3 separate regions of the Homo sapiens genome follow, and regions 2 and 3 are each linked to region 1. A link is a loop called in an ENCODE intact Hi-C map of the cell type or tissue named here. Cell type or tissue: HCT116. All regions are shown on one strand.

What was found. Hi-C counts contacts between places; a loop is a spot of excess contacts. Peaks named below come from ENCODE experiments on the same cell type or tissue, not always from the same donor. Only the 100,000 strongest peaks of a DNase experiment are listed, where the experiment ranks them.
Region 2: a loop joins it to region 1, with 9 times the contacts of the local background. A loop is called at or near these places in 80 of 110 quality-filtered maps.
Region 3: it touches region 1 in a loop (8-fold over the local background); 7 of 110 quality-filtered maps call a loop at or near these places.

The regions. Positions count from the first base shown.
Region 1 is chr22:30,085,158-30,093,157 of GRCh38, forward strand. All of the region lies in intron 1 of HORMAD2 (HORMA domain containing 2), which reads left to right. Among named protein-coding and RNA genes, the nearest start is that of HORMAD2, 8.7 kb to the left of the region's middle. In HCT116, a CTCF peak has its summit at 3,929 (motif pointing left); DNase peaks (open chromatin) are centred at 2,095 and 3,994; H3K4me3 peaks cover 405 bases; H3K27ac peaks cover 387 bases.
Region 2 is chr22:29,632,894-29,640,893 of GRCh38, forward strand. NF2 (NF2, moesin-ezrin-radixin like (MERLIN) tumor suppressor) reads left to right here. Exons shown (of 16, transcript NM_000268.4): 2 at 3,858-3,983; 3 at 6,197-6,319. Among named protein-coding and RNA genes, the nearest start is that of NF2, 33 kb to the left of the region's middle. In HCT116, a CTCF peak has its summit at 3,048 (motif pointing right); a DNase peak (open chromatin) is centred at 3,068.
Region 3 is chr22:29,768,599-29,776,598 of GRCh38, forward strand. UQCR10 (ubiquinol-cytochrome c reductase, complex III subunit X) reads left to right here. Exons shown (of 2, transcript NM_013387.4): 2 at 1,080-1,815. The coding sequence ends at 1,121. Among named protein-coding and RNA genes, the nearest start is that of UQCR10, 5.2 kb to the left of the region's middle. In HCT116, a CTCF peak has its summit at 3,856; DNase peaks (open chromatin) are centred at 3,823 and 4,873; H3K4me3 peaks cover 69 bases; H3K27ac peaks cover 1,511 bases.

The DNA of each region.
Region 1 (8,000 bases):
AATGAGCTAAACAAGACACAAAAGATCACATATTGTATGGTTTCATTTATATGTAATGTTCAGAATAGGCAATTTCATAAAGATGAAAGGTAGGTTAGTGGTTTCCAGCGGCTGGGGAAAGGAGAGAATAGGAGTGACTGCTAATAGGCATGGGATTTCTTTTAGGGGTGATGAAAATGTTCTGGAATTGATAGTGTTTGCATTATTTTGTGAATACACTAAATTGATGGTTTATACTATATTAAACAGATGGTTGCAGAATTTTGTGAATATACTAAAACCCACTGAATTATACCTATTAAAAAAACTTTAAAGGCTGGGTGCAGTGGCTCATGCCTGTAATCCCAGCACTTTGGGAGGCCAAAGTGGGCAGATCACTTGAGGTCAGGGGTTCTAGACCAGCCTGGCCAACATGGCTAAACCCCATCTCTACTAAAAATACAAAAATTAGCTGGATGTGGTGGCACACACCTGTAATCCCAGCTACTCAGGACGCTGAGGCAGGAGAATGGCTTGAACCCTGGAAACAGAGGTTGCAGTAAGCTGATATTATACCACTGCACTTCACCTGGGTGACACAGTGAGAGTCCTTTTCAATAAATAAATAAATAAAACTTTAAAATATAAAGAATGAGCTAGACTGACACAACAGCTAGACACAATTTTGCTCTCATGTTAGCTCACAGTAGGTCAGGGGATACTTAAAGACAACTATGGTACAGTATATATTGCAAAGGGCACATAACCCAGACTTCGTAATAGTGGTAGTGGGAATTAGGAAGTCATCCCTTAAGGAAATTTTACTAAGCCATATGATATGGTTTGGATTTATGTCTCCACCCAAATCTCATGTCAAATTGTAATCCCCAGTGTTGGAGGAGGGCCCTGGTGGGGGTTGACTGGATCATGGGGGTAGATTTCCCACTTGCTGTTCTTGTAATTATGAGTTCTCATGAGATCTGGTTGTTTAAAAGTGTGTAGCACCTCCCCTTTCCCTCTCTTCCTCCTTCTCTGGCCGTGTAAAACATGCCTCCTTCTCCTTCCCCTTCTGCCATGGTTGTAAGTTTCCTGAGGTCTCCCCAGCTATGCTTCCTGTGTAGCCTGCATAACTGTAAGTCATTTAAACCCCTTTCTTTATAAATTACCCAGTCTTAGGTAGTTCTTTATAGCAATGCAAGAATGGACTAATACACCATATCTATGAGATGAGTAGGAATTGGGAATGGAGGAGGATGTTTCAGGCAGAAGGAATATTGCAAAATCCTGAGAGCTAGAAGGAATATAGTCCTTTGGGGTAAAGAAGGTAAGAATAGCTGGTAAATAAAAGTATAAGGGAAAATAGAGCTGAGGCTAGGGAGGCATGAGTCAAATCTTGAAGCCATGGTAAGAGTTTTAGATTTTATCCTGAGAGTAGTGGGGAGCCATTGAAGTATTTCAATCTGGGAAAATGCATAGTCGAGTTTGTAATTTAAAAACTCTGGCTGCAATATACAGAACAGACTGGAGAAGGAGAATACCAGTGACAGGAAATTGGTGGTTGCAGCAGTACAGGCAAAAGATGAGACTGGTTGATTTAAAGTAGAGATGACAACAACCTGGCTAAAGTGAGGAGTTGGACACATTTGAGATATATATATATATATGTATGTGCAGGGGGACAGGGTTTCACTCTTGTTGCCCAGGCTGGAATGCAATGGCGTGATCTTGGCTCACTGCAACCTCCATCTACTGGGTTCAAGCGATTCTCCTGCCTCAGCCTCCCAAGTAGCTGGGATTACAGGCATGTGCCACTACGCCCAGCTAATTTTGTATTTTTAGTAGAGATGGGGTTTCTCCATGTTGGTCAAGCATGTGCCACCACGCCCAGCTAATTTTGTATTTTCAGTAGAGATGGGGTTTCTCCATGTTGGTCAGGCTGGTCTTGAACTCCTGACCTCAGGTGATCCGCCCACCTCAGCCTCCCAAAGTCCTGGGATTACAGGCGTGAGCCACTGCGCCTGGCCTACATTTGAGAAATATTAAGGTGATGGAACATGGGAACGAGGAAGGGATTAAGGTTGAGTCACAGATTTTGTGCTTGAGCAACTAGGTATGTGATGATGTCATTCACTGAGCGAGGGAACAGAAGTAAGTTTTTGGGGAAAATAATTCACATTCAAATGTGTTGAGAACATCAAGGTGGAACAGTCTTATGATCAGTTAGAAGAACAAGTCAGCAACTTCTGAGAGAGACCTGGGTTGGGGATATACACATAAGAATCAATAAGATAGAAGTTATACTTGAAACAATGGGAGTGTATTTGTTCATCCAGGGAGTGTGTGGTAGAAGTAAAAAAGAAGAGCTCTGTTTTAGTCTGTTCTTGCATTGCTATAAAGAAATTTCTGAGACTGGGTAATTTATAAAGAAAAGAGGTTTAATTGGCTCACAGTTCCACAGGCTGTACAGAAAGCATGGTAGCATCTGCCTGACTTTTGAGGAGGCCTCAGGAAACTTACAATTATGGCAGAAGACAAAGGAGAAGCAGGCACATCTTACATGGCCAAAGCAGGAGAGAGAGAGAGAGGAAAAAAAAAAAGGTTCTACACACCTTTAAACAACCAGATCTTGCAATAACTCACTCACTTACTATTGCAAGAACTGCACTGAGGGTATAGTGCTAAACCATTCATGAGAAACTGCCCAGATGATCCAGTTATCTCCTACTGTGCCTGGCCATGCCAGCTGCTAGGTAACTGAGTCAGAATTTGAACTTAGGTTCCTTAACTCTAAAGGCTCTTTCTACTAGATTATACTGCTGGTTATTTCTCTCTCTCTCTCTATATATATACATATATATATACACACACATACATATATACATATACAGATCTGTATATGTGTATACACACGTACACACGTATACATATACACACACGTACACACGTGTACATATACACACACGTACACACGTGTACATATACACACACGTACACATGTGTACATATACACATATGTATACACGTATACCTATGTATACATATATACATATATACCTATGTATACATATATACATATATACACATATATACATATATACACACATATATACATATACACACATATATACATATATACACACATATATACATACATATATATACACATATATACATATATGTATAAAATTTAATTTTACTTTTATAAATGTCAATTCCTAAGGAATTTACCAAATGCTAATATTAACCTGCTTGAATCCTTTCTCAATAGCAAGTGTCCTGAATGCCTCAGAGTTTTCAATGGTAATATTAATTTAATCTAGGCCATCCATACATTGCAAAAATATGGATGTAGTAATGCCTTGTGTTCTAATTGGCTGATGCTATTTTCAGAGCTTGATTCCCTAGAAATGACATCAGAATGTCTATGATCATAGAGAAATTTTTAAAACCCTACTAATTTAGAAAACTATTTAGTTTTATTAAGTAAGTTTTAATAAGTAAGTTTTATTAGTTTTATTAATTTTATTAATTAAAAAAGTTAATTTAAAAATTAATTTAAAAATTAAAAAGTAAGTTTTATTAAGTTTTATTAGTTTTATTAATATTAGTATTCTATACTAATATAGAAAACTATTCTAGAAAATCATGATTTCTCTTATTTATTGTGTCTAAGACTAATAACTACCCCAGTAGTGGGTAGTGTATTATGGTTTAATGGGCTGGGACTAGATCTTAAACTCTTAGAGCTACTTTGTTTCCCATTTTATTTTTTGAAATTTAAGGGGGACAACTGATGTATTAGATATGAAGGTTATAGTCTCAAATCAAGTAAAGATAGCTTGGAATCTTTAAGGGTTAAAGAACTATTGGTGGTTTTCAGTCTCATATATAAAATATTGTAAAAGAGTGTCCCCTAGTGCCCCTCTGAAGAAATAATTTGAAAGAAATTTAATATTACCACCTATTTATAATCTCTATCACCACCTTGTGGCAGTGTTCGCAAATAATTCTGCCCTCTTGGGAAAAATCTTCAAGAATCTTGCATTAATGGATACACAAAAACCGGTCACAGGCTATCCTTGGTGATCCAGAATGGAATATCTTTAAAGAAGTTATTTTACAAGTATTTTGGTCAGAACTTCATAAAACCTTGAAAAGAAGCCCCAGTTGAAATTAAATTAAGACTTTGTAAAGAAAAGGGAAAATTTGCTGCTGCTTCTTTTTTTTTTTTTTTGAGATGGAGTCTGGCTCTGTCGGCCAGGCTGGAGTGCAGTGGCGCAATCTTGGCTCACTGCAAGCTCCACCTCCCGGGTTCACGCCGTTCTCCTGCCTCAGCCTCCTGAGTAGCTGGGACTATAGGCGCCTGCCACTATGCCTGTCTAATTTTTGTATTTTTAGTAGAGATGGGATTTCACCATGTTGGCCAGGATGGTCTTGATCTCCTGACCTCGTGATCCACCCGCCTTGGCCTCCCAAAGTCCTGGGATTACAGGCATGAGCCACCATGCCCGGCTGCTTCTTTTTTATATCAACAAAACAATAAGGGTGAAAACTAGATGTATTTTAAATATTAACTTTTTTATTGTGGTAAACTGTAATATGAAACTCAACACCTCAGCTTTTCTAAGTGTACAACTCAGTGACACTAAGCACATTTGCAATGTTGTGCAACCATTATCACTATCCATTTCTAAAACCTTCTCATCATCGTGAACAGAAACTCTATACCTATTAAACTCTTTATTCCTTCTACCCCACCAGCACCTGGTAACCTCTATTCTACTTTCTGTCTCTGTGAATTTGCCTACTGTAGGTACCTCATATAAGTGGGATCATATAATATTTGTCCTTTTATGTCTGGCTTTTCACTTAGCATAATGTTTTCAAGATTTATTCACATTGTTGCATGTATCAGAACTTCATTCCTTTTTAAGATTGAATAGGGGTCGGGTGTGGTGGCTCATGCCTATAATCCCAGCACACTGGGAGGATGAGGCGGGTGGATTGCCTGAACCTAGGAATTCAAGACCAGCCTGGGCAACATGACAAAACCCCATCTCCACAAAAAATACAAAAATTAGCGAGGTGTGGTGGCAAATGCTTGTAGTCCCAGCTACTCGAGAGGCTGAGGTGGGAGAATCATTTAAGCCTGGGAGCGGGAGGTTGCAGTGAGCCGAGATCACGCCATTGCACTCTACTGTGGGTGACAGAAGGAGACCCCGTCTCAAAAACAAAACAAAACAAACAAATAAAACAATTGAGTAATATTCCATTGTAAATACCACATTTTGTTTATCCATTCATCTTTTAATAGACATTCGAACTGTTTCCATCTTTTGGCTAATATGAATTATGTGGCTATGAGCATTGGTGTACAAGTATCTGTTTGAGTCCCTGGTTTCAATTCTTTTGAATATATACCTAGAGATGGAAATGCTAGATAATATGGTAATTCTGTTTAACTTTTTGAGGAATGCCATTGCTATTTTCCACAATGGCTGCACCATTTTCATTCCCACCAGCAATGCATAAGGGTTTTAATTTCTCCACATCCTTACCAACTTACTATTTTCCATTTTTGAATAATCATTTATAAAATTTTTAATTGACACACAGTAATTGTACATATTTATGGGGTACAGAGTGATATTTTGATACATGTATACAATATGTAATGGTCAAGTCAAAGCATATTCATCAATTCAAACATTTATCATTCTTTGTGTTGAACTATTTTAAAATATACAATAAATCATTGTTAACTGTGGTCACTCTACAGTGCTATAGAACAATATAATTTATTCTCCTATCTAGCTGTAATTTTATATCCATTAACTAACTTCTCCCTATCCAACCTCCTCCCTGCTGCCCTTCCTAGCTTTTAATAACTACTTCTGAGAGCTCATCTGTTTTAGCTCCCAGATGAGTGAGAACACATGGTATTTATCTTTCTGTACTTGACTTACTTCACTTAAAATTATATCATCTAGGTTAATCTCTGTTGCTGTGAATGACAGATTTCATGCTTTTTTAAATGGCTGAATAATATTCCATTGTGTATATATATCCTTTCCTTCCTTTCTTTCTTTTTCTCTTTCTCTCTCTCTCTCTTTCTTTCTCTCTTTCTTTCTTTTTTTTTTTTTTTTTTGACAGAGTCTTGCTCTGTTGCCCAGGCTGGAGTGCAGTGGTGCAATCATGGCTCACTGCACTGCAGCCTTGAACTCCTGGGCTCAAGTAGTCCACCTTAGCTTCCCAAGTAGCTGGGACTATAGGTGCGTGCCACCACACCCAGCTAATTTTCGTATTTTTTGTACAGATAGGGTTTCACCATGTTGCCTAGGCTGGTCTTGAACTCCTGGGCTCAAGCAACCTGCCTGCCTCAACCTCCCAAAGTGCTGGGATTACAGACATGAGCTGCCACCCCGGCCTATATTTTATTCATGCATTCATCTGTTGATGGACACTTAGGTTGATTCCATATCTTGGCTATTGTGAATAGTGCTGCAATAAACATGGAGGTATAGATATCTCTTCCATATACTGATTTCTTTTCTTTTGGATAAATACCCAATAGTAGGATTGCTGGATTATATGGTTTCTATTTTAAGATTTTTGAGGACCTTCCATACTGTTTTCCATAATGCTTGTACTAATTTACATTCTTACCAACAGTGTATAAGAATTTTCTTTTCTTTGCATCCTTGCCAGCATTCGTTATTTTTTGTTATTTTATTTTATTTTATTTCATTTCATTTTTTGAGATGGAGTCTTGCTCTGTTGCCCAGGCTGGAGTGCAGTGACAAGATCTTGGCTAACTGCAACCTCCACCTCCCCGGTTCAAGTGATTCTCCTGCCTCAGCCTCTCAAGAAGCTGGGACTACAGGTGCATGCCACCACACCTGGCTAATTTTTTTTTTTTTTTTTTGTATTTTTAGTAAAGACAGGATTTCACCAGACTGGTCTCAAACTCTTGACCTCAGGTGATCCACCCACCTTGGCCTCCCAAAGTGCTGGGATTACAGGTGTGAGCCACCTCGCCTGGCCATTTTTTGTCCTTTTAATAATAGCCATTCTAACTGTGGGGAGATGATATCTCATTGTGGTTTCAATTTGCATTTCCCTGATGATTAATCATGTTGAGCATTTTTTCATATACTTATTAGCCATTTGTATGCCTTCTTTTGAGAAATGTCTATTCAGATCCTTTGCTTTTTTTTTTTTTTTTTGGCTTTTGAGTTGCTTGCACTTCTTGTATATTCTGGATATTAATTCTTTCTTGGATGAATAGTTTTCAAATGTTTTCTCCCATTCTATAGGCTGTCTCTTCACTCTGTTGGTTATTTACTTAGCTGTGTAGAAACTTTTTAGTTTGATATAATATCATTTGTGTATTTTTGGTTTTGTTACCTGTGCATTTGAAGTCTTACCCATAAAATCTTTACCCAGACCAATGTCCTGAAGCATTTTTCCTGTGTTTTATAATTTTGAGCCTTACATTTAAGTCTTTAACATATTTTGAGTTTATTTTTGTATATGGTGAGAGACAGGGGTCTCTCATTCTTCTGCTGTGGATATGCAGTTTCTCCAGAACCATTTTTTGACAAGGGTATCTTTTCCCCAATGTATGTTCTTGGTGACTTTGTCAAAAATAAGCTGGTTGTAAATAGGCAGATTTATTTCTGGGTTCTCTATTCTGTTCCATTGGTCTATGTATCTCTTTTTATACCAGTGCCATGCTGTTTTGGTTACTATAGCTTTGTAGTATATTTTAAAGCCAGGTAATGTGATGCCTCCAACTTTGTTCTTTTTGCTCAGAATTACTTTAGCTGTTCAGAGTCTTTTGTGGTTCCATAGGAATTTTAGGAGTTTTTTTCCGTTTCTATGAAGAGTGTAATTGGTATTTTGACAGGGATTGCATTTGAATCTGTAGATTGTTTTGGGTAATTAATATGATCATTTTAGCAATATTAATTCTTCTAATCAATGAATACGGGATGCCTTTCCATCTTTTTGTGTTCTGT
Region 2 (8,000 bases), 450 kb before region 1:
AGTGATGACACTGAAGATGAGCTTGGTCATATTCTGGCAAGTTGGCTGACACCTGGAAGTCCCGTCCACACCCCAAGACCTCTTTTCCCAGGGTGTCCTGAGAACCACCCAGAGCAACTGTGACCAATGGCGCTTGTTTTTAAAGAAGTAGAAACCCAAATTAGGAAGACTGAGCAAACCTCATGCATTTGGGGAAGGGCTTGTTGGAAAGTGGAACCTGATGTAGGTAGCAACATGTTGAGGTTAGATTTAACCAAACAGAAAGACTTCTTAATTGCTTAAAGACAAAATTTTATTTTATAAGTGGAATTAGGGCTTTAAATCAAATATGTTTGAACGTCTTTACTTGGTTTCCTCAGGCACCTTCACTCATCTTGTCTAAAACTTAATTGCTGGTCTATCCCTGCCAGATTTGCTGCTTCTCCTTGATTCCATCTCTCCTTTAGTGGAACCACCTGGTACTCAAGCCAGACACACAGGTGTCCCTCTTAATTCTGTCTCCTCTGGTCCTGTTCAGGCACCTGTTCTGTGACTCTGCCTCTTTTCCGTTTCTCAGGCTGCCTTCTCTCCCTTCTACTGCCTTCCTTATGTCAGGGGTTGGCCTACTTTCTGGCCTTCTTGATCCAGGGCTTCTTTTGTTCAACTCATACTCCACCCTGTTGTCAGAGCCCATCCAGATTGCAGATTGGAGCCTATGACTCGTCTGCTCAAGGGTCTTCAAAGACTTTGCAGCTTTTGGCTGAAGTTGAGCCACCTGGTCCCAAATGGAGCCCCATTCCCGCCATGCCACCTCCTGTCTGTTTAAGCTTTACAAGATGACTTGCAGTTTCCTGTAGAAAGCATGACTTTTAAAAAAAGACTTATTTCCTTCTCTCCTGCATCTAACTCTCACTTGCTCTTTAAAGCCTTCTCTGACCTAGGTCTTGCCTGTTTCTCCTGCAGAACACTGCTTCCACCATTTTGTAGCATCAGTGTCTAACATTGGTTGGCATGTAGGGTGTGCTCTATAATCCTTGTTGAAAGAATAAGTGGGAGGTAACAGAGGCTTAATTCACATTGAGCTGTAAACGAGCAATATCTGACTCTTCTGAGAATGGATTTTGTTTCAAACACTGGTTACTTACTGGAAAAGGTGTCTGGGGAGTGCTGGACAGCAAGAACAAAGGGACCCCACAGAACAGGAAAAGAGGCACTCTAGGGTCTGCGGTTTGCCTATGTTAGATCACCGTGAAAAAGGCCAGTGTATGCTTTGGCAGCTGGCAAAGAATCCTGTGACTCAGTTTCCTTATTTGCACAAAAAGGGTATGAGTCTACATTAGGTAATTACTCATGCTCATTTCCAACTCTTGACAGTCTACGATCCTTTGTGTCAAAGTTAAAAATCTAAGTAGGGCATTCTGAATTGGTGTCAGAGTTGATGCACTTCTCACTGTATTGCAAGTGCCAAGGGGACAAATACATTGTCTTTTTGCATTCAACAAAGACAGTTTTGCATTTTAAAAACAAAGTAGAAGGGAATACAGGAAAACTGCATTAATACAATTTTATGCTGGAGAATTTAAACTCCCATGTCAGGAAATTCACTCATCATTCCCTTGGCAGCTTTTGTTTCTCTGCACTGCACACCCCACTTACAGACAGCCCCTTCTTGCCAAAGCCCAGCCCAGCCATGACCATGAGTTATGGCAGATTGGGAATCGTTACCTTGATCTTCTCAACCCTTGGGTGTTTACCTTTTCCAAGTTAATGCCTGTTCTTTAATGTTACATTATCTTGTAGCAAGGTAGTCATTTATAATTTATATACTAGAGCTGCCTTAAAATAGAGACAAGAGGATAATCAGCATCCTGAAACTTCTAGTTTTCCAAAATAACATTTCTTCAGTGAAGTCTGCCTGTAGGAATTAAAACTTTTGGTGAATTAAAAAGCTTTTTGTCCTATTGTCAGACTGGGAAATGGATGTGCCCATTACTCAGCCTTAAAAACGAGGAAGGAGATCATCTGTTAAAAATAAAACTCATCATTTTCTTTTATTCTTCTCAAAATAATCCCTAAAGACCTCAATCTTTATAGTGTTCCAGTGGCCCCACTATAGTCAGAGAGGAGACAGGGCAGAAGTTGAAGGACAGATAGGAGAAACGGCCCTGCTAAAAGATAAAAGCCAGTATGCATCTCAGCTACTTGTCTGCTGTGGTCCTGATATTCTTCCATCTAGGTTGCTGCTTTGCTTGACTTTGACTGCAAACACAGAGAAGGGATGGGCTTTCCTGTTGAGTACCTTGTAGAGAACCCACTGTTCATTCATATGTGTTAAAAATGAAAAGCCTACTTGAAAACTCCCCTGTAGAATCAGGTTTTAGCAAAAACCAATCAGGTATCAGAGGTCTAACTTATTTTTCCCTTCTTGGTTTTATAGCAAGTCTCTAAACCCTAAGATTTTTTGTTTGTTTGTTTGAGATGGAGTCTTGCTTTGTCGCCAGGCTGGAGTGCAGTGGCATGATCTCGGCTCACTGCAACCTCCGCCTCCCGGTTTCGAGTGATTCCCCTGCCTCAGCCTCCCGAGTAGCTGGGACTACAGGCATGCGCTACCACACCTGGCTAATTTTTTAGTATTTTACTAGAGACAGGGTTTCACCATGTTGGCCAGGATGGTCTCGATCTCCTGACCTCATGATTCGCCTGCCTCAGCCTCCCAAAGTGCTGGGATTACAGGTGTGAACCACCACGCCCGGCTGCCTAAGAATTTTTTTCATTCCTTTTCATTATATACATCTTCAGTGTGCCAAGACTTTGAGTGGAGATTTCTAATGAGGGCAGGAAGGGACGGATGCTTCTGCAATTGAGTGGTCTCATTTTTCCCATGTCTGTCGAAAGATTACTCTTTCATGACCACCATTTCTATGATGCATCTCATATGATCCTAATGCACTCGAGTTTGTATTTGAATGTCCATCTGATATTTAGGGGTGGTTGGGGCAAGGAGGGGGCAAGCAGCAACTAAGGGGTTGTATGGGAACATCCTGGTGGTTTAACTTGAAAGCCACTAGGTGGCAACATTTACTAAGTTGCCAGCCATTCTCTTCCCTTAAGACATTGAACTTGCTTTTCCACATAGCAGATGGAATAGCTGAGAAAAGAGATTGCCATTGCTTCAGGTTCTTTTGAAAGTGAGGCTATAGGATAAACACACTACAGTATATTGATATCTATTCGTCACCTGGGTTTAGATACCAGGAGTTTGAATTTGCTCTGGGTGACTGGGTGAGTAGCTTCCCCTTTGGCCTCAGTTAGGCATCCTTGACAGGACAGACCTGTGATTGGACTGTCTGGTCTCTCATGGTTCTTTTTCTCCATGATTTATGACTTTGATTATGATTTCTTTATATTAAAAAAAAACTTGTAGTAAAACCAGTCTTATTTAAAGGAATACTAGCCTTTTATCAAAGGGCAAAGTAATGATTTAAAAAAAAAATCAACAACAAAATTTCAAGGGAATGAATGTCCCTAGAAGCTAGCCATCTCCCCGAGTTAACTTAAGAGGCTAGACTCTCCTAAATGAGGATGCTTATTTACCAGCTTTCCTAAATTAGCAGCTTTGGAGATGTTAAAATCCGTAAGGAACTGTCCAAGGGATGTATTGTGTATGCTTTGCAGTGATTAAGCCATTAAGCTCTAATTGGTATTTTCCCACTCATGGGTTTGTAAAGGAAGCTTTAAAATTATTTAGGAATTCAGTCCTCATCAGCTGTCTTAGTGTCATCCCCACGTTTTGGAACCTGAGAGTGGAGAGTGCAGAGAAAAGGTTTTATTAATGATTTTTGCTCACAGTGTCCTTCCCCATTGGTTTGTTATTGCAGATGAAGTGGAAAGGGAAGGACCTCTTTGATTTGGTGTGCCGGACTCTGGGGCTCCGAGAAACCTGGTTCTTTGGACTGCAGTACACAATCAAGGACACAGTGGCCTGGCTCAAAATGGACAAGAAGGTTGGGCTAGAACTCGATGAAACTGGTGGGGCTGACGTGAGCTTTCCAGTTTTTCCCTGAGCAGGCGCCTAGCTCATCACTGGGGCGCTGTAGCTGTATAGTAGAGAAGGGGGCACATTCCTGAATTAAGTCATGCAGAAAGCAGGACGTAGAGATGCTACCAGTTTCCTTCTCCTCACAGGCTCTCCTGGGCAAGCAGAAGTTACCAGGATTAGACTGCTGCTGGCCCTGGCTTCTTTACCCATTGTTACCAGCCTGATTGCTTCTGGCTTTATGCCTTTCAGTTTATGAATAAAAACTTCATGAATAAAAATTACTGTTATCTTCATATACTTAAAAATAACCAATTTGTGTCTTTTAGAGAGTATTGGGGCTTGTGTTCTTTAGGGAATTTTTTAAAGTCTTTTTGAGGAACACCATAGTCTGACATGAAGTAATCATTAATATGATCTAAGGAATAGAGAGTGCCTGGTCCCCAGGGTGAAAGAATGTCCATTTTGTCCTCAGGATTCTCTGGGGCTTCTGACACATGGCCAAGAAAGCTGGGCTCCTGGCAATTTTAATGTGGCTTGGAAATGAATATTGCCTAAAGGAACTGCCCTCTGCATGGGTTCATATGTTCACACAAGGATACACTTGCTTACTGACCTGCCTACCTAGCCATGAAAGGCAGGCGGGGAGCAGGACCATATGCTTTTGTCAGTAACTCCTAAAAGACACCTGAACTTCAAAGTAAGTCAATGTCTAATTCTTACCCCAAATGATGCCCCCTCCAGTTGCCTACCTGAGCATAATAAATAATGAAAGCTTCCTATTTTTTTTTTTTTTACCAGTTTGACTCAAAGCTTAAGTGTTCGAATTGTGTTCACATATGTACACAGTAATCTAAATAATCACATGGGAATCCCTGCTGGTTGTAAGTTCAATGGTAATTCCCAATGATCATGAGCATCTAAGTGCCACTGGGGGCCACTGTCAGTGAGGGTGTCGTAGACCAGATTTTGAATCTCCTTGGCATTGCCATCTAGAATTTGGGCAGGAGCATGGAGAGTTATGTGTCAAAGACAGCAAAACTTTTTGTATGTTTTTCATGATTCTTAGCAAAGTGAATTTTAATGATAGCTGAGTGTAGGCCAAATGGATATTAGACTGGGGGCATCAGGAGCCGTGGAACTTGCTGCTCAAGGGAAATACATCATGACACATGTTAATGGAGCCTTGTAGCCTGTCACATGGCGTGTTTATGTCTTGAAATTCACTCTGGAGAGCAGATGGTTCAAGCTTTACAGGGGTGAATGGAATTGTTAGAAGATTTAAAGGCAGTGGTTTACAGACTGTGCTTCAAGTATTTTGTGGGGCATCTCTGGAGGTTCCTTGAAACAAAGGGTTGCCATGATGGACACATTTTATTCTGTTGCTCAGTTAATGTTTAGATGACTTCATAATGATCTAGTTCATCATCTCTAAGCTGTATTTTTTTTTTTTTTTTTTAAGACAGAGTTTTGCTCTTGTTGCCCAGGCTGCAGTACAATGACGCAGTCTCGGCTCACTGCAACCTCTACCTCCTGGGTTCAAGAGATTCTCCTGCCTCAGCCTCCCGAGTAGCTGGAATTACAGGTGTCCACCACCACACCTGGCTAATTTTTTGTATTTTTAGTAGAGATGGGGTTTCACCATGTTGGCCAGGCTGGTCTTGAACTCCTGACCTCAGGTGATCCACCCGCTGTGGCCTCCCAGCGTGCTGGGATTATAGGTGTGAGCCACCACGCCCAGCGCTCTAAGCCGTATTCTATCACGGACCTAAATATTGGCAGTAGGCACCAAGAAAAAAGAAATAAAGGAAGATTCCACTACTTCAGATAATTAAAAAACCTTCCACCTACCATAAAGGACAGTGTCCAAGACTGCTGAGTGATACATTTCTAGTTTTTAACTATTCTGTGGCCCTGAGAACATTTATGCCTTAATCCTAGCTCTGCTCACTTCTTGGGGCTATTGATTAATTTGTTTCAGAAACACCATAGGAAGTGAATATTACCTCTTGCTATAGGTGACTTTGTGAATACTTCAAACTGTAAAATCACAACTTTCAGGAAATGTGATAAATTTAGTGGGAAAAAAATTTAATGCACGCCTTGCAAAGGCTTCTTTGAGGGTAGCACAGGAGGAAGTGCCAATATAGTGTGTTTGTCTTTTGCTCTGCAATTCTGCAGGTACTGGATCATGATGTTTCAAAGGAAGAACCAGTCACCTTTCACTTCTTGGCCAAATTTTATCCTGAGAATGCTGAAGAGGAGCTGGTTCAGGAGATCACACAACATTTATTCTTCTTACAGGTACATCAGTCAAGGCTACCCCCCAGTTCTGAGAGAACTTGCCCAGGAGTGGTTGCAGAGTTGGCCTCAGAGTTGACCACAAACACCTTTGTATTGCAAAAATATTCTACCTCTGGAAGGTCAGCCCCTTTGGTTCTGTAATGGAAAAAAGGCTTCAGAACAGAACTATACTTGAGTGATGAAAATTGGTGTCAGATGAAATTGTGAAGGTGTGATGGTGAAGAATGGATACAAGTAGCTACCTAACTTAAAACCTCCTTGAAAATGGGTCCTATTTTCTTCTAGCTAACTTAAAAGTACTCAATAGTTTCAAAGGAAGGCTAAAGAGAGAGTCTTATAAAGCAGTAGTTCTTCCAAAAGTTTAAAATCTGCTCTCATTAAGAGAGGACTGGCCGGGCATGGTGGCTCAGGCCTGTAATCCCAGCACTTTAGGAGGCCGAGGCGGGCAGATCACAAGGTCAGGAGATCGAGACCATCTGGCTAACATGGTGAAACCCCGTCTCTACTAAATATACAAAAATTAGCCGGGTGTGGTGGCAGGTGCCTGTAGTCCCAGCTACTCGGGAGGCTGAGGCAGGAGAATCACTTGAACCTGGAAGATGGAGGTTGCAGTGAGCCAAGATCGCGCCACTGCACTCCAGCTTGGGCAACAGAGTGAGGTTCCGTCTCAAAAAAAAAAAAAAAAAAAAAAAAAAGGACTTCAGCCGGGCGGGTTGGCTCACCCCTGTAATCCCAGCACTTTGGGAGGCTGAGGCGGGCAGATCACGAGGTCAGGAGTTCAAGACCAGCCTGACCAACATGGTGAAACTCCATGTCTACTAAAAATACAAAAATTAGCCAGGCATGGTGATGCATGCCTGTAATCCCAGCTACTCAGGAGGCTGAGGCAGGAGAATCACTTGAACCCAGGAGGCGGAGGTTGCAGTGAGCCAAAATTGAGTCACTTCACTCTAGCCTGGGTGACAGAGTGAGACTCTGTCTTAAAAAAAAAAAAAAAAAAAAAAAAAGAGGACTTCAGAGCTCTAGTGACACTTGGTTTGTCCCCCATATGTGGTACTTCAGACATCGTGCTTCATGCTATGCTGTGTCTCTAATTGTCCTATTTCTTCCTTAATTCCTCATTAGATTGTAAGCCCCTTAAAGGCAAGCCTCATTAAGTACACAGTAGGCATTCCATAAGTAATTGTCCCACCGAATTGAAGAAATTAAGAAATTCACAATTACAGGTTGACCATCCAGAGGCACAGGGAGGGGAACTGGTCTGAGGATGAAAACCTTATCAGTTTCACTTATGTTCTTACTGCAGGTCAGAGTGGCTCCCCAGTTTCATGGCCAGTTGCAGTGATTGGCACTGGGGCTATTTGTGTGCTCAAAGGTTTCAGTAATGTAAAAGATGGCAGTAGGGGCATTAATTACATGATTTCCCAGAGATAGTTGGGTAGTCTGTCACATAGCCCTCCTGTAATTAATTTCAGCCTCAGTATATTGTGGTCAGCAAATATTAAGTTAAATATAATAAAACCCCCTAAATTCTTTTTAAAAAAGGTCTGGGGGGCGTGTGTGTGTGTGTGTGTGTGTGCACGCGCAAAAGAGGTGACAAATTTATTTCTGATGTTTGCAGATCAAAGGGACACTCTTAGGCTGGGCGTGGTGGCTCATGCCTGTAATCCCAGCAATTTGG
Region 3 (8,000 bases), 320 kb before region 1:
CTCACCCATTTTCCTTGTGCTTTTTTTTGTTTTGTTTTGTTTTTTTGAGACAGGATCTCACTCTGTCGCCCAGGTTGGAGTGCAGTGGCATGATCACAGCTCACTGCAGCCTTGACCTCCTGGGTTCAAGTGATCTTCCCACCTCAGCCTCCTGAGTAGCTGGGACCACAGGCATGCGCCACCACGCCCAGCTAATTTTTGTATTTTTTGTAGAGATGGGGTTTCACCATGTTGCCCAGGCTGGTCTTGAATTCCTGAGCTCAGGCAGTCCTCCTGCCTTAGCCTTCTAAAGTACTGGGATTACAGGCGTGAGCCACTGTGCTCAACCTCTTGTGCTTCTGGGAATGAGAATTTCAGCCAATTTAGGTCCCAGGAAATGTCTTAAATGGCTCATGGTGAAATATTTTGGGACTACGCACTTATAATCTCTTCAGTAATACCTGGGAGTTGAAGAACTGAGACATCTTCCAGGCTGTTTTCCTTAATAATTGTGTGTTTTGGGGCACTTCCCTCAATCTCAAACTGAATTTCCTGTGAAATTAAGATCACCCCTTTCCACTTACTTCACCTGGTGATTGAAAGCATCATAGTATTTTATAAATGCCAAGAATTATGCATGAAGGCTCGGCGCGGTGGCTCACACCTGTCATCCCAGCGCTTTGGGAGGCCAAGGCAGGCAGATCACTTGAGGTCAGGAGTTTGAGACCAGCTTGGCCAACATGGCGAAACCCCATCTCTACTAAAAATACAAAAATTAGCCGGGTAGCGCATACCTGTATTCCCAGCTGCTCTTGAAGCTGAGGCAGGAGAATCGCTCGAACCCAAGAGGCTGAGGTTGCAGTGAGCCGAGATTGCGCCACTACACTCCAGCCTGGGCGATAGAGCGAGTCTCCGTCTCAAAAAAAAAATGTGCATCAAGCATAGGATTGCTTCGAGTTTGCCCACCACAAGTGTATCTTTTTAATCAGGACATGGCATGTGTTTCCCCCAAGCTCATTTTAGAGACCAGGGCAGTGGGAGTAGTTGTAAAATGTGAGAGGCAAAGGTCAAAGTTTGTGGCTCTTGTCTTTAAAATGCAGAAGCTGTGGAAACACATCAAGCACAAGTATGAGAACAAGTAGTTCCTTGGAGGCCCCCATCCAGGCCAGAAGGACCAGGTCCACCCAGCAGCTGTTTGCCCAGAGCTGGAGCCTCAGCTTGAAGATGATGCTCAAGGTACTCTTCATGGACCACCATTCGCTGTTGGCAAGAAACGGCTTTACTTACAAAACAGACTCTTTACCTTCTGCTGTGTTTGAAGTATGTTTAGTCAGCATGCTCAGGAAATAAATGTGAATTGCCCTTGAGACCTGCTTCTACATTGGTTGCTTTGTTAACTCTACCTGATCTTCACTTGTCAGTAATTTGAGACCACTTCAAAGCCCTCTGCAAACACCCCAAAGGCAGAATCTGCTATTTTGAGTTTTCCATTAACTTCCAAAGAATTCTGGTTTTCAAAACAGGAGCCAGAGTTGGAGATATTACAGTCAACTTTGGCTTCTAAGCCAGTAATTCCATTCTTAAATACCTCACTGTCTTGGCCATGGGGAAGCACTATGGCCTCAGCTGGGGGAAAGACCCTGGCCTAGGGGTCTTAGCCACTCCCCACCCTAGGGTATAGTTCAGGGGTATCCAATCCTTTGGCTTCCCTGGGCCATGTTGGAAGAATTGTCTTGGGCCACACATAAAATACAGTAACCATAGCTGATGAGCTAAAACAAAAAACAATGGTTTGTGCAAAAATCTCATAATGTTTTAATAAAGTTGAAGAATTTGTGTTTGGGCCTCATTCAAAGCCATCCTGGGCTGCGTGCAGCCTGCAGGCCACGGGTTGGACAAGCTTGGTGTATTCTGCCTATTACTGAGTATCTTTTGGTAAGCAGTCATACCTCTCTGGGTCACAGCCTCCTGCCACAGTTCCACTCTGATGAGTTCAGTTCATAAAAGTGCTTAGTTGGTGGGTTTGAATCCTTACTCCACTGATTCTAGCTATGGGAACCAAGGTGATATGGTTTGGCTGTGTCCCCACCCAAATCTCGTTTTGAATTGTAGCTCCCATAGTGCCCATGTGTTGTGGGAGGGACTCGGTGGGAGATAATTGAATCATGGGAGCGGTTCCCCCACACTGTTCTCGTGATAGTGAATAAGTCTCACGAGATCTGATGATTTTATAAGGGGTTTCCCCTTTTGCTTGGCTCTGATTCTCTTGCCTGCTGCCATGTAAGACGGGCCTTTCGCCTTCCACCATGATTGTGAGGCCTCCTCAGCCATGTGGAAATGCGAATGCATTAAACCTCTTTTTATAAATTACCCAGTCTCGGGTATGTCTTTATCAGCAGCGTGAAAATGGACTAATACACAAGGGCAAGGCACTTGAACTTGCTGAACTCCGGTTTCCTTATCTGTAAAATGGGGTAGTAGAACATACTGTGTGGGATTTTTGGGAGTATTAAAGGAGTTGCAGGCCTGTAATCCCAGCACTTTAGGAGGCTGAGGTGGGAGGATTGCTTGAGGCCAACAGTTTAAGACCAGTCTAAGCAACATAGTGAGATACCCTGCCTCTACAAAAAAATTTAAAATTACCTGAGCATGGTGGCACCAGCCTATAATCCCAGCTACTTGGGAGGCTGAGGTGGGAGGATTACTTGAGCCAAGAAGTTAAGGTTACAGTGAGTTATGATTGTGCCACTGCACTCCTGCCTGGGGGAGAGTGAGACCCTGTCTCTAAAAATTTTTGGCTGGGCATAGTGTCTCACACCTGTAATCCCAGCACTTTGGGAGGCCAAGGCAGGCGGATCACTTAAGGTCAGGAGCTCAAGACCAGCCTGGCCAACATGGTGAAACCCCATCTCTACTAAAAATACAAAAATTAGCCGAGTGTGGTGGCATATGCTTGTAATCCCAGCTACTCGGGAGGCTGAGGCAGGAGAATTGCTTGAACTCGGGAAGTGGAGGTTACAGTGAGCCGAGATTGCGCCACTACACTCCAGCCTGGGAGACAGCAAGACTGTCTTGCTCTGTCATCCAGAATGGAATGCTATGGCCTGATCTCAGCTCAATGCAGCCTCGACCTGGGTGCAAACAATCCTCCCACCTCAGCCTCCCAGGTAGCTGGGACTACAGGTGTGCGCCACCACTCCCCACTAGTTTTTTTGTATTTTTTGTAGAGGTAGGGTTTTGCCATGTTGCCCAGGCTGGTCTCGAACTCCTGGACTCAAGACATCCTCCTGCCTTGGCTTCCCAAAGTGTTGGGATTACAGGCGTGAGCCACCATGCCCAGCCAAAAATGTTTTTAAATTAAATTTTTAAAAATAGAGGAGCTGTAGGCCGGGCGTGGTGGCTCACGCCTGTAATCCCAGCACTTTGTGAGGCCGAGGTGGGTGGATCACGAGGTCAGGAGATTGAGACCATCCTGGCTAACACGGTGAAACCCCATTTCTACTAAAAATACAAAAACATTAGCCGGGCGTGGTGGCGGGCGCCTGTAGTCCCAGCTACTCGGGAGGCTGAGGCAGGAGAACGGCGTGAACCCGGGAGGCGGAGGTTGCAATGAGCAGAGATCGCATCACTGCACTCCAGCCTGGGCAACAGAGCAAGACTCCATCTCAAAAAAAAAAAAAAAAATAGACGAGCTGTAATGCAGTTAGCACAGTCACAGATGCTGGCACATGGAAGAAACTGTTGGCAGAGAGACATGGAGGCTAAGGACTCAGAAAACCAGACGATTCTGCTGGAAGGCTGGAGCAGTAGGAATGTGAAGAGGAGGAGTTGGAGAAACGTCTGGTCATTCATTCAGCAAGTGTTTGGCTGGCCACTGTGAGGCACTGTGCTAGCAGGACATATGATGGTAATATAGCATGTGGGGCTTAAACTCCTATGGGGAAGACACTAAAAGCCATCCTGTATTATTACAGACTGAGCCAAAGGCTCTGGGAAGCAGTGCAAGGAGAGGGAGGGATTAACCAGGGTGACAGCTGGTCTAGGGAAGCCTCAGAAGAGCTGAGACCGATAGGTGATAAAGATGAGCCACTTACGTTGGGCGTTAGAGGCAAAGCAGGGGAAGTAGCAGGTTTTAGGGCCCATATGGGGAAAGCACTTGCTGTGTTGCAGGAGCTCACAGGCCAGGTAGATGAGGTTGAAGGTGGAGAATACACGAGACCAGATCATTCAGGACCTGGTAAGTCATAGTGAAGAATCTGGGCCGGGCACAGTGGTTCATGCCTGCAATCCCAGCACTTTGGGAGGCCGAGGTGGGTGGATCACTTGAGGTCAGGAGTTCAAGACCAGCCTGGCCAACATGGTGAAACCCCTGTCTCTACTAAAAATACAAAAATTAGCGGGGGCGTGGTGGCGTGCACCTATAACCCCAGCTACTTGGGAGGGTGAGGCAGGAGAATCGTTTGAACCTGGGAGGCAGAGGTTGTAGTGAGCTGAGGTCTCACCACTGCACTCTAGCCTGGGCGATAGAGTGAGACTCCATCTCAAAAAAAAAAAAAAAAAAAAAAAAGAATCTGGATTTTACCAAAATTAGAATGAGTAGCTACTACTGAAAATGTCTTAAGCAAGGGAGCAACAAGCTCTGTCATATAAAAACCTCACTCTGGGAACTGTGGGGCAATTAGATTGGAAGTGGGTGGGAATAAAAGCAGAGAGCCTAGCTAGGAGGCTGATGCCTGGCTCCTGGTTAGAGCTGATGGCTGTTAGAGACCTTGCAGCCTGGCTGGAAACCGTGCCTCCTGGCTGGGAGTGCCAGAGGAGAACACTGGGAAGCCCTGAGCAGGCATAGAGCAGTTGTTTTGTAGCTGGGGTGGCTGCCTGGCCTAGTAAGGTAAATGACTCACCCGTCTGCCATCTTTCACCTACAGCCTGATGTGATTCAGCCAGAGCTGGATTATCCAGAATCTTCTCTGATGGAGGAAGATTCAGGTCAGGAAACCCATGGAGAGGTAGGAGAGACCCTAGAAATTGTCCAGTTTTTCCTACCTGAGGTGTATCTTTGTGAAGACGAAGTTGAAGCCTAGAAAAATCATGACCTGCTGAAGATAGTATAGCTCTGGGGGTCAAATCAAGACCTAAACCAGGCCAGGCGCGGTCAGACGTGGTGGCTCACGCCTGTAATCCCAACACTTTGAGAGGCCAAGGCAGGTGAATCACTTGAGGTCAGGAGTTCGAGACCAGCCTGGGCAACATGGCAAAACCCTGTCTCTACTAAAAATACAAAAATTAGCCGGGTGTGATGGCTCATGCCTGTAATCCCAGCTACTCGGGAGGCTGAGGCAGGAGAATCGCTTTAACCTGGGAGTCAGAGGTTGCAGTGAGCTGAGATTGTGCCACTGCACTCCAGCCTGGGCAACAGAGCGAGACCCCATCTCAAAAACAAACAAACAAAAAACGCATAAAAAATTAAAGTTAGTTTTATTCAGAAGTTTTTTTGTTTTTTCTGTGTGTGTGCTTTTTTTTTTTTTTTTGAGAAAAAAAAAAAAAAAAAAAAAGGAGCCCTGAACCAAAGCGGAGGCTATTCTAAGACTTTTGTTTTTGAGACGCCATAATAGCTCACTGCAGCTTTGAACTCCTGGGCTCCTCCTGCCTCGGCCTCCTGAGTTGCTGGGAGTACAGGTGTGTGCCATTGTGCCCAGCTAATTTTTTGCAGAGACGTGGTCTTGCCATTACCCAGAAGGCTCTTAAACTCCCGGCCTCCAGTGATCCTCCCTCCTTGGCCTCCCAAAACACTAGGAAAATAGGCGTGAGGCACTATCCCTGGTCTCAGATGTTTATGAATGATTTCAGCATCACATAGAGAATGACTCTGGGGGTTGAAGATTGCAACTTATATTAAATTGTTCCCAATTATTTGAGGGCAACATTCTGGTAAACAATAAAGCAGGGGCCAGGCACAGTGGCTCACGCCTGTAATCCCAGCACTTTGGGAGGCTGAGGCGGGTGGATCACTTGAGGTCAGGAGTTCGAGACCAGCCTGGCCAACATGGTGAAACCCTGTCTCTACTAAAAATACAAAAATTAGCTGGGCGTGGTGGTGTCTGCCTGTAGTCCCAGCTACTCAGGAGGCTGAGACAGGAGAATCGCTTAAATCTGGGAGGCAGAGGTTGCAGTGAGCCGAGATCGTGCCACTGCACTCCAGCCTGGGTGACAGAGCGAGACACCATCTGAAAACAAACAAACAAACAAACAAAAATGCATAAAGAATTAAAGTTAGTTTTATTAAGAAGTCTTTTTTTTTTTTGAGGCAGGGTCTTACTCTATTACCCAGGCCAAAGTATAATGGCACAATCATGGCTCATTGCAGCCTCCAACTCCTGGGCTCAAAGGATCTCCTTGCCTCAGCCTCTCCAGTAGCTGGGACTATAGTTGCCTGCCACCACACCCAGCTAATTTAAAAATTTTTCTTTTATAGAGATGGAGTCTCACTATGTTGACCAGGCTGGTTTTGAACTCCTGGCTTCAAGTGATCCTCCTGCCTCAGCCTCCCAAAGTGCTGAGATTACAAGAGTGAGTCATTGTGCCCAGTCTTGCTCTGTTACCCAGGCTAGAGTGCGGTGGCGTGATCTCGGCTCACTGCAACCTCCACTTCCCGGGTTCCAGCAGTTCTGCCTCAGCCTCCCGAGTAGCTGGGATTACAGGCACCCACCACCATGCCTGACTAATTTTTTTATTTTGTAGTAGAGATCGGGTTTCACCATGTTGGCCAGGCTGTTCTCGAACTCCTGATCTCAGGTGATCTGCCCACCTTGGCCTCCCAAAGTGCTGGGATTACAGGCATAAGCCACCGTGCCCATCCAGCCTATTTTTTGTTTGTTTTTAAGAGATGGGGGTCTTGCTATGTTGCCAAGGCTGGTCTTGAACTCCTGGCCTCAAGTGATGCTTCTACCTTGGCCTCCCAAAGTGCTAGGATTACAAGCATGAGTCACTGTATCCCACCGTTATTTTTCTTTGCCATTGTATTTTCTAGATTTCTAACTTTTCTGCATCAACCGTGTATTATTTTTATAAGGTGGGGTACATAAATTAAAAGGGGGTTTCCCAGATAGAGAGTGAATACAGAGAGCTAAGAAACGTGAGCCACCAGCTCTGGCTCCAGGCCTGGAACCCCTCTGCTTTGTGGCCCAGGACTCCCTCCTCAGATGCCAATGAGGACTTGTCCCTCGGTGGCACTGCCAAATGAGAGCTGCCTCCCCACCCCCCCGCCCCAGAGCTCCCTGGATGGGACTGCCATGCAGGTGGGAAGAGGTAGGATTAACACCCTCCTCCAATTGGCACCAAGAAGCTGTTTATAACTAGAAAACAGTTCTCCTCCCTCCCAAGCTTAGCCTGAGGCATTTCCTGGAGGCAAAAGCTGGGACAGTCTTTAAAGTCAGAAAGCCTCAAGGGCTTCCCACTTGCTCCCCAGCACAGGTGTTAGGAAAAGTTAAATACTTGGGTACCTTGGAAAGTGAGTTCCAGAAAGTCTCTGATCCCACATAACTCTGAGCAAGCAGGACCACTCTCCTAAGAGTACTGGAGTTAATGTCATTTCCCTAGCTTCTCTCTTGTGCTCAAAAATATCTCTTAAGCTGGGCGCAGTGGCTCATGCCTGTAATCCCAACACTTTGGGAGGCCAAGGCGGGAGGATCGCTTGAGCCTAGGAGTTTGAGACTAGCCTGGGCAACATGAGACCCTGTCTCTACAAAAAGTAAAAAAAAAAAGAATTTCAGCTCAGGTTAGGGCTATGAAGAAAATCAAACTGATAATTTATGGAGAGTGACTCTGGTTTGAAGAGTAACGTTACATGCGCTTTGTTTCTTTTATCTTTTTTTTTTTTTTTTTTTTTTTTTGAGACAGGGTCTCACTCAGTCTCCTAGGCTGGAGTGCAGTGGCACCGTCTCGGCTCACTGCAACTTCTGCCTCCCGGGTTCAAATGATTCTTGTGCCTCAGCCTCCCAAGTAGCTGGGATTACAGGTGTGTG